Linked DNA regions of Homo sapiens: region 2 is linked to region 1. A link is a contact called in ENCODE Hi-C or POLR2A ChIA-PET data. All regions are on one chromosome and are shown on one strand. Each heading gives the region's core, a stretch centred on a gene start or an enhancer-like site at or near the end of the contact. The rest is flanking DNA. Distances are from core to core; before and after follow the strand shown.

Region 1 (3,673 bases), core at 317-2,816:
TCACTTCGGCTTTTTCCAGGCCTTTGTTCCTCAGTGATGTGCTAAGTAGCCCCATGCATGTCATTTCTTTACATGTGCCAGTTTGTCTATGGACGACATTGCCAGAGTAAGATTGCTGAGTTAAACGGCACATGCATTTAAAAAGATATGATAGATATGGCTGGACTTCCCTACGTAGGTGTTGTAACATTTTGCATTTGTTCCAGTCTGTTTCTGCATCATCTTTTCAATAGATTGTCAAACTTGGATTTTTGCCAGTCTGATAGGTGAGAGATGGCATCTTATTGTAGGTTTAATCTGCATCTCTCTTGAGTGAGGTTGAGGGTCCTTTCATATATTCACGGGCTGTTTATGTTTATTTCCTGTGAGCTAGCTCTTGATATCTAGTTCCCTGATTCTTCCCCAAGAAAAATTCCATAAATATTTTCACAGGATTGTGTTAAATTCCTAGATTAATTTGGAAAGAACTGATTTTATGTTGCATCTTTTTATCCAAGAACTTGTTATGTTTCTCCATTTGTTCAACCCTTCATATATAAAACTTTCTTCATATGGTTTTATTTCTAAAGTTTATTTCTAGGAATTTTATCTTTTTTCACTGTTGCTTTAAATGAGATCTTTACCACATCTGTGAACTAAGATTGCCTGTAGATACAAAGGTTGTTGTTTTCAGTATTCTAATTGTGTTCCCAGTTATCTTACTGAATTATTCTTATTCTTTATAATAGTTTTTCAGTATATTTTCCTGATAATCATATCAATGAACAATGTTTCAGGACCTCATTTTTTATTTCTAGCTCTTTTTCTTATTCTGTTGAGTCATTAGTGCATCCCAACACTCTTCTACAGTACAAAGGAGTCTGTGTACTATGTACTATGTGTTGCTGGTTTGAGGGATGTCCTTGTTTGCTCTTGGCTTTGATGGAAATGTGTCTTAATGTTTGTCCATGAAGCGAGATATTAGCTTTTGAATTGAAATATGTATATTTTATCATGTGGAGAAAACATTTATATCTTTTTCTTGTATTAAGTTTAAAAAAATCATACTTGGATGTCGAATTTTATCAAATGCTTTTTCGTTATCTTTGGTGACTCACTCAGAGTCCAGTCAGAAAAACAAACTACTCCAGGCATTTCAGATGGAAGAGATTGAATATGAGGATTGGGTTATATACGAGTTCAAAGGCTGACAAAATACAAAGGAAATGGGGTACTAGGATAGTGCAGACACTGTCACTTCCAGGGCTGGGGAAAAATAAGAGATGGTGTTACCACAGTTTTGGAGCTTGGTGCAGGGCTCCTGTGGGGCTGGTCTCCAGGCCTCCGAGAGAGGCACTGCAGAACTGCTGTACAGATGTTTGAGGGTGTGGGTGCAGCTCAGTGAGTGTTTGAACCCCTAGGGAGGGTTTGTGACCTGGTGGGTGCCAAGTCAACTGAGAGGGCTCCCATCTGGTCAGCGTTTGGGAGCCAGCCAGTGAGGGAGTGAACACAGTATAGCCTGAGGACAACCTGGGGCTAAGCCCTGCGGCTTGCCGGTGTCTGTGAGGGGGTGTGGCGAGGCTGGCACTAAGAGTGACAACGGAAGATGGGGGCTGGAACCACCATCTGCTGCTGCTGGTGGCATACTGACAGAAATAGGAAACTAGGAAGGAAGTCCCTTTTTCTCTCCTGTCATCTTCCATCCTCTCTCTAGGACTTCCTGTTGGCAGAAGTTAACAGGGAGTCAGTCAACAGGGGTCTGGAAAACCTAGGTAAGTTGGTGAAACTCTAGCCCCAGCGTTATAGAGAGAGTATAGCAGAGTAGGCTTGGAGAGGAAAGAACGTGGGTAAATAACTGCACATCAGGAATCATGCTATTCCCTTAACATGTCACTTCTGGGTGTACAGAATGACTTTCAACACGATGCATTAGCTTAATATCATATTAGGAAAACTCAACCTCTTCCAAATTTCCGGTCACGCCACAAATTTGTTACTCTTGTCAATACTGAATTCCATTCTGTTATGCTCAGAAGGTTACTAAGAGCCTTCTTACTAAACTTCTTCCTTGATTTAAAGTGTGCATATTACTTTAGGCTTGCAGCTGTGTGTCTAGTGATGGAATTGAAGAAATGGCTCTGGAAAATGCTCTGCTCATCTAATGGGCAATGCTCCTGTGTCCTTTTCTTTTTTTCTTTCTTTCTTTCTTTTTTTTTTTTTTTTTTTTTTTTGAGACAGAGTTTCTCTCTATTGCCCAGGCTGGAGTGCAGTGGTGCGATCTTGGCTCACTGCAACCTTCACCTCCTGGGTTCAAGCGATCCTCCTGCCTCAGCCTCCCCAGTAGCTAGGATTACAGGCATGCACCACCACGCTCGGTTAATTTTTTTGTATTTTTAGTAGAGACGGGGTTTCACCATATTTGCCAGGCTGGTCTTGAACCCCTGACCTTAGGTAATCTGCCCGCCTCGGCCTCCCAAAGTGCTGGGATTACAAGCGTGAGCCACCATGCCTGGCTGAGAATTGCTTGAACCCAGGTGGCGGAGGTTGCAGTGAGCCAAGATCGCGCCACTGCACTCCAGCCTGGGCGACAGAGCGAGACTCCGTATCAAAACAAAATTGCAAGTCTTTAGTGCAAGGGCGTAACAGGGAATGCCTGGTATGGACCAGTTGTTAAGGCTCTGCACAGCAACAATGGCCAAGTGTTCTTTATGTTGTGAGTAGGTTGTGAATTTCATTACAGTGTGATGAGGTTTGTTCTGTTCGTGGTTTTTGCATACTTTCAAGGGATTTTCTTAAACTTGTGAGTTCAGAGATGTCTGTTATAAATGAGATTTTAAGAAGAATGACTTTTGAAAGGGTTCTCACATAGGCAAATTAGGTCAGCAACTTCACTTTCCATGCTTTTCACACGTTTGGGATACTTGTCACCTAGTTTCTGGGTCAGGTGTGTATATATGCCAACAGGCTGGCTGTTTAGGTGAACAATAAGATGTCTCCATATGCTGGTGGTGTTACTAATGGTCAAAAGATCGATCACGTGTGAGGTTGCATTAAGAGCAACTTCTTTTCTCCGGGAATGCCACTTAATACCACCCTGGGACTGGCTCCGAGAAGCCTGGGAGGAGCTTAATATTTCTTGCTTCCTGTAACTGTATGCTGTTTAGTGCAGGGTAACCCTGCAAATAGGACAGAAAGATCGTTTGCAGTGAGAATGGCTGGAGGTTGACGCTCAACTTTCTCTGTGTTCAAGAATGGTTGTTTCCCATTTGTCAGTTGTGTTAGGTCCGAGCGATTTCTAGGAGCTCCTCATGAGTCTGGATCTTAAGGAATCAATGAAGCCCAATCAGAAATATCTTAATGTCAGTGTCTTTTTTGTTCGTTTGTTTTTGGTGACAATTACAAAAATTTTATTATCTTTTAAAATTTTTGTGGGTACATAGTAGGTGTATATATTTATGAGGTACATGAGATGTTTTGATACAGGCAGGCAATGTGAAATAAGCACATTGTGGAGAATGGAGTATCCATCCCCTGAAGCATTTATCCTTTGAGTTACAAATAATCCACTTATATTCTTTAAGTTATTTTGAAATATACAAAGTTTTCCAGAAAAGAATGCTTTCTATAAGAGGCTCCCCATGGTGAGGGTCCTTTGTAGTGGCAGAAGAATTAATGAGGGTAGATTTCAATTTCA
Region 2 (3,673 bases), core at 691-3,190, 630 kb before region 1:
TGCTCAGCGAAGCCACTGAAAGGAGACAGAAATGTACCAGAATTCCCTGGACTTTTATCCTACTTCTCCTGGGGATTGTCACCCACCTACCCGTGTCTGTCCTTTGTTGCTTTGACGCTGTCACTTCTTTTCTTAGGTACCTCTCTGTAGGGCTCCATTATTCCAGGGATTCCAGAGTTACAGCACATGCATACCTCCATCCAAGCATGTTTATTTGTCTCCTGCTTCACTAGGCTGTCCCCAAGGAACATGTGGCTCCCGGCACATACCTGGCACAACACTGCACATGACATTCACCCACTTGGCCTTGAATCTGACAAGGAATCTGGCATGATGTTCACCTGCTGAGGCCAGGTGCCGAGCAGCCCTGGAGGCTTAGGGGCCAGAGGGATGGGAAAAGGTGTCTTTCTGGGGTGAGTATCAGTTTCTGCAGGAGTGCTGAACCTGAGAAAGAATAAAGAGAGAAGGAAGTGAACAAGCACAGCTTAAACATCATCTGTTTCTACTGAGTTTTAACAACTCTGAGATTTTGTTTGTCATGGAATCCATTTCTCAGGCCAAGCAGACACAGAACTTGGGTGTGAGTGATGATAATGAGCTGATATAATTTTCACACCCTCATCACTGAGATCTCTCCCATCAGGAATGGGTCACAGGGCTCACAGGTGGCAGCAACTGTTATTACAGGCCTCATCTCTACCAGCTCCTGGCACCTGCTCTCCTCCCATTAGAAAATCCTCCACTTGTCAAAAAGGAAGCCATTTGCTTTGAATTCCAATTCCACCCTCAAGAGGCTGGGACCACCTCATTGGAGTCCTTGATGCTGTGTGACCTGCAGTGACCACTGCCCCATTGTTGCTGGCTGAGGTGGTTTGGGTCAACCTGGCCATCTGGGCAGCTGTTCTCTTCTCTTCTTTCTCCCCTACTGTTTCCAGACATGCAGTATTTCCAGAGAGAAGGGGCCACTCTTTGGCAAAGAACCTGTCTAACTTTCTATCTACGGCAGGACTTTTGAAAGCTACAGAGGAAGAAGCACAAATTGATGCTATTCCACTAAGCCATCAGCTCCATCTCATCCATGCCATGTCTCTTTTTTAGGGGTCCTCTTGCCAACAGAATCACAGAGGACAAATCTGAAAGTGCAGAGACAGCAGCTGAGGCACAGCCAAGAGCTCTGGCTGTATTAATGACCTAAGAAGATGGAGTGGTCACCAGAAAGTCAGAGGAAGTGACACACAGGGGCCCAGCAATCTCAGCCAAGTCAACTCCACCAGCCTTTCTGGTCCCCACTGTGTGTACAGCACCCTGATAGGGACCAGAGCCATGAGAGTGAGTAAGACCAGACTATGCCCTTGAGGAGCTCACCTCTGCTAAGGGAAACAGGCCTGGAAACACACAATGGTGGTAAAGAGGAAAGAAGACAATAGAACTGCATGAAGGGGATGGAAAGTGCCCAGGGGAGGAAATGGTTACTTCTGTGTGAGGGGGTTGGTGAGGAAAGACTCTAAGAGAAGGCTCTGTCTGGCTGGGTATGAAAGGATGTGTAGGAGTCTTCTAGGGGGCACAGGCACACTCCAGGCATAGGTAAAGATCTGTAGGCATGGCTTGTTGGGATGAGTTTCAAGTATTCTGGAATGAGGACAGCCATAGAGACAAGAGGAGAGTTAATAGATTTTATGCCAATGGCTCCACTTGAGTTTGTGATAAGAACCCAGAACCCTTGGACTCCCCAGTAACATTGATTGAGTTGTGTATGATTCTACATAGAATATTAACTCAATGGAGGTCAGTGAGTGGTGTGTGTGTGATTATTTGCCAACTGCCGAGGTGGAGAAGCCTCTTCCGACTGCAGGCAGAGCACGGGGGCCCTGCTACTGGCTGCAGCTCCAGCCCTGCCTCCTTCTCCAGCATATAAACAATCCAACAGCCTCACTGAATCACTGCTGTGCAGGGCAGGAAAGCTCCACACACACAGCCCAGCAAACAGCAGCACGCTGCTGAAAAAAAGACTCAGAGGAGAGAGATAAGGAAGGAAAGTAGTGATGGATCTCATCCCAAACTTGGCCGTGGAAACCTGGCTTCTCCTGGCTGTCAGCCTGATACTCCTCTATCTGTGAGTAACTGTTCAGGCTCCTCTTCTCTGTTTCCTTGGACTTGGGGTGCTAATCAGGCCTCTCTTTCCCTTATCTGTTTTGAATAGCAAAAAGGATGTTCAGGCTGGCCGTGGTGGCTCACACCTGTCATCCCAGAACTTTGGGATGCTGAGCAGGTGGACTGCCTGAGGTCAGGAGTTCAAGACCAGCCTGGCTAATATGGTGAAACCCCATCTCTACTAAAATTACAAAAATTAGCTGGGCATGGTAGTGCATAACTGTAGTCCCAGCTACTTGGGTGGCTGAGGCAGGAGAATTGCTTGAACCTGGGAGGCGGAGGTTGCAGTGAACTGAGATCATGCCACTGCACTCCAGCCTGGGTAACAGAGTGAGATTCCATCTCAAAAAAAAAAAAAGAGAAAAAAAAGAAAAAAAAAGATTTTCAAGGAGAAGTAGCTTAAGTGTTGGATGCTACAAACATATAGAGGTTATGATGGATGTTTTGCAGATCTATAAAGGAATAAATAAGCATCTCCCCCATTCATCTTTAGTGGAAAGAAGGGTTTAGGGACAGCATTGATTGAGGATAATCTAATAGACAATGGTTTGTACCCAGCTTACCAAACCAGAATTTGGATTTTACATTTTTCCCTTTAAGTTGCAGGAGAAGAGGGTGAATCTTCTCACCAGTGAGATCCTGGCATCCTAGAGCAGGTGGAGAGAAGAGTCACTCCCTACTGTGTGTACTGGAGGCTTCCCGCCTGTCACATTTTACTTCTAACTCAATTTCACAGTTATTAAGAGTAAGGAATCATGGTCACATGGAAACAGAAAATACAAACCTCGTTTTAATTCTTTCACAGAAAAGTTAGCAATTCAGTGAGTTGTGGTAACATAGTTTCCATCTACTGGCAATTTAACATGAATTGGTGTGGCTTAAATTCATCCTTTTTAAAGCCAGATTTTTTTGGAGATAGACTATTTCCAGCATGTTCCTTCTGAGTGATAAAAGAGGGCTATTAGTTCAGTATTTGTGACAATAAATGTGTATAAGATAACCTCACCTTTCCAGAATAATGTCAGGAATATGAGTCTAATGTACAAATATATATCTCTAGGACAAGACTGCATATGTCTTTTTAAAAATACTTTCCCAAGAGTTTATTTTAATACCCCCATTTCAAATACACCTGCTTAGCAGGTTATCCTAAACTCTCAGGGCTAGAAAGTAAGCAAGACTGTGAGCCAGTGATGATAGCAAAAGCATCCAGGTAGGATCAAGATGAAGTGAGAAAATATTCCTTACCCCTCAGGGTAGAACTCCAAATAGATATTCATGGGTCCTGGCCCCCTAGTGGAGGTCACTTGAAGGACAAACATGTTGGCATCTCATCTGCTTGAAGCCTGGACACAAGGGCACCATCAGTGTCACTCTGTGTGTGGCTGGCCATGTTGTGGGGCTGTCACTACAGATTCTGGCAGTCAGGCAGACAATACCTTAGCCTTAGACGATGCCGGTACAGCCCAGGATTCAGAAGCTATAGTGTAGACCATGCCCTTCTTAGGCCTATACAATTACA

What was found. A loop is a pair of places that touch in the nucleus more often than their neighbours do. ChIA-PET counts read pairs that join two places held with the same protein, here RNA polymerase II (POLR2A).
Region 2: a loop to region 1 is called in a map of esophagus muscularis mucosa, with 6 times the contacts of the local background. The contact joins the promoter of CYP3A7 here to the enhancer-like site in region 1. A Hi-C loop is called at or near these places in 1 of 168 maps with a recorded cell type or tissue (esophagus muscularis mucosa). POLR2A ChIA-PET finds 5 or more read pairs at or near these places in 1 of 52 experiments (WTC11).

What each region holds. Positions count from the first base shown.
Region 1 is chr7:99,107,149-99,110,821 of GRCh38, reverse strand. The region is part of intron 1 of SMURF1 (SMAD specific E3 ubiquitin protein ligase 1); the gene reads left to right. Among named protein-coding and RNA genes, the nearest start is that of SMURF1, 35 kb to the left of the region's middle. RefSeq lists an enhancer at 1,453-1,955. Within about 2 kb of position 1,566, at least 10 of the 41 ENCODE cell types and tissues checked have a DNase peak (open chromatin) inside an H3K27ac peak, as active enhancers do.
Region 2 is chr7:99,733,463-99,737,135 of GRCh38, reverse strand. It overlaps CYP3A7 (cytochrome P450 family 3 subfamily A member 7), which reads left to right and starts at 1,940. Exons shown (of 13, transcript NM_000765.5): 1 at 1,940-2,113. The coding sequence starts at 2,043. It overlaps CYP3A7-CYP3A51P (CYP3A7-CYP3A51P readthrough), which reads left to right and starts at 1,940. Exons shown (of 15, transcript NM_001256497.3): 1 at 1,940-2,113. The coding sequence starts at 2,043. It also overlaps a transcript of ZSCAN25 not described here. RefSeq lists enhancers at 472-483, 1-780, 1,765-1,795 and promoters at 1,801-2,043, 1-2,043.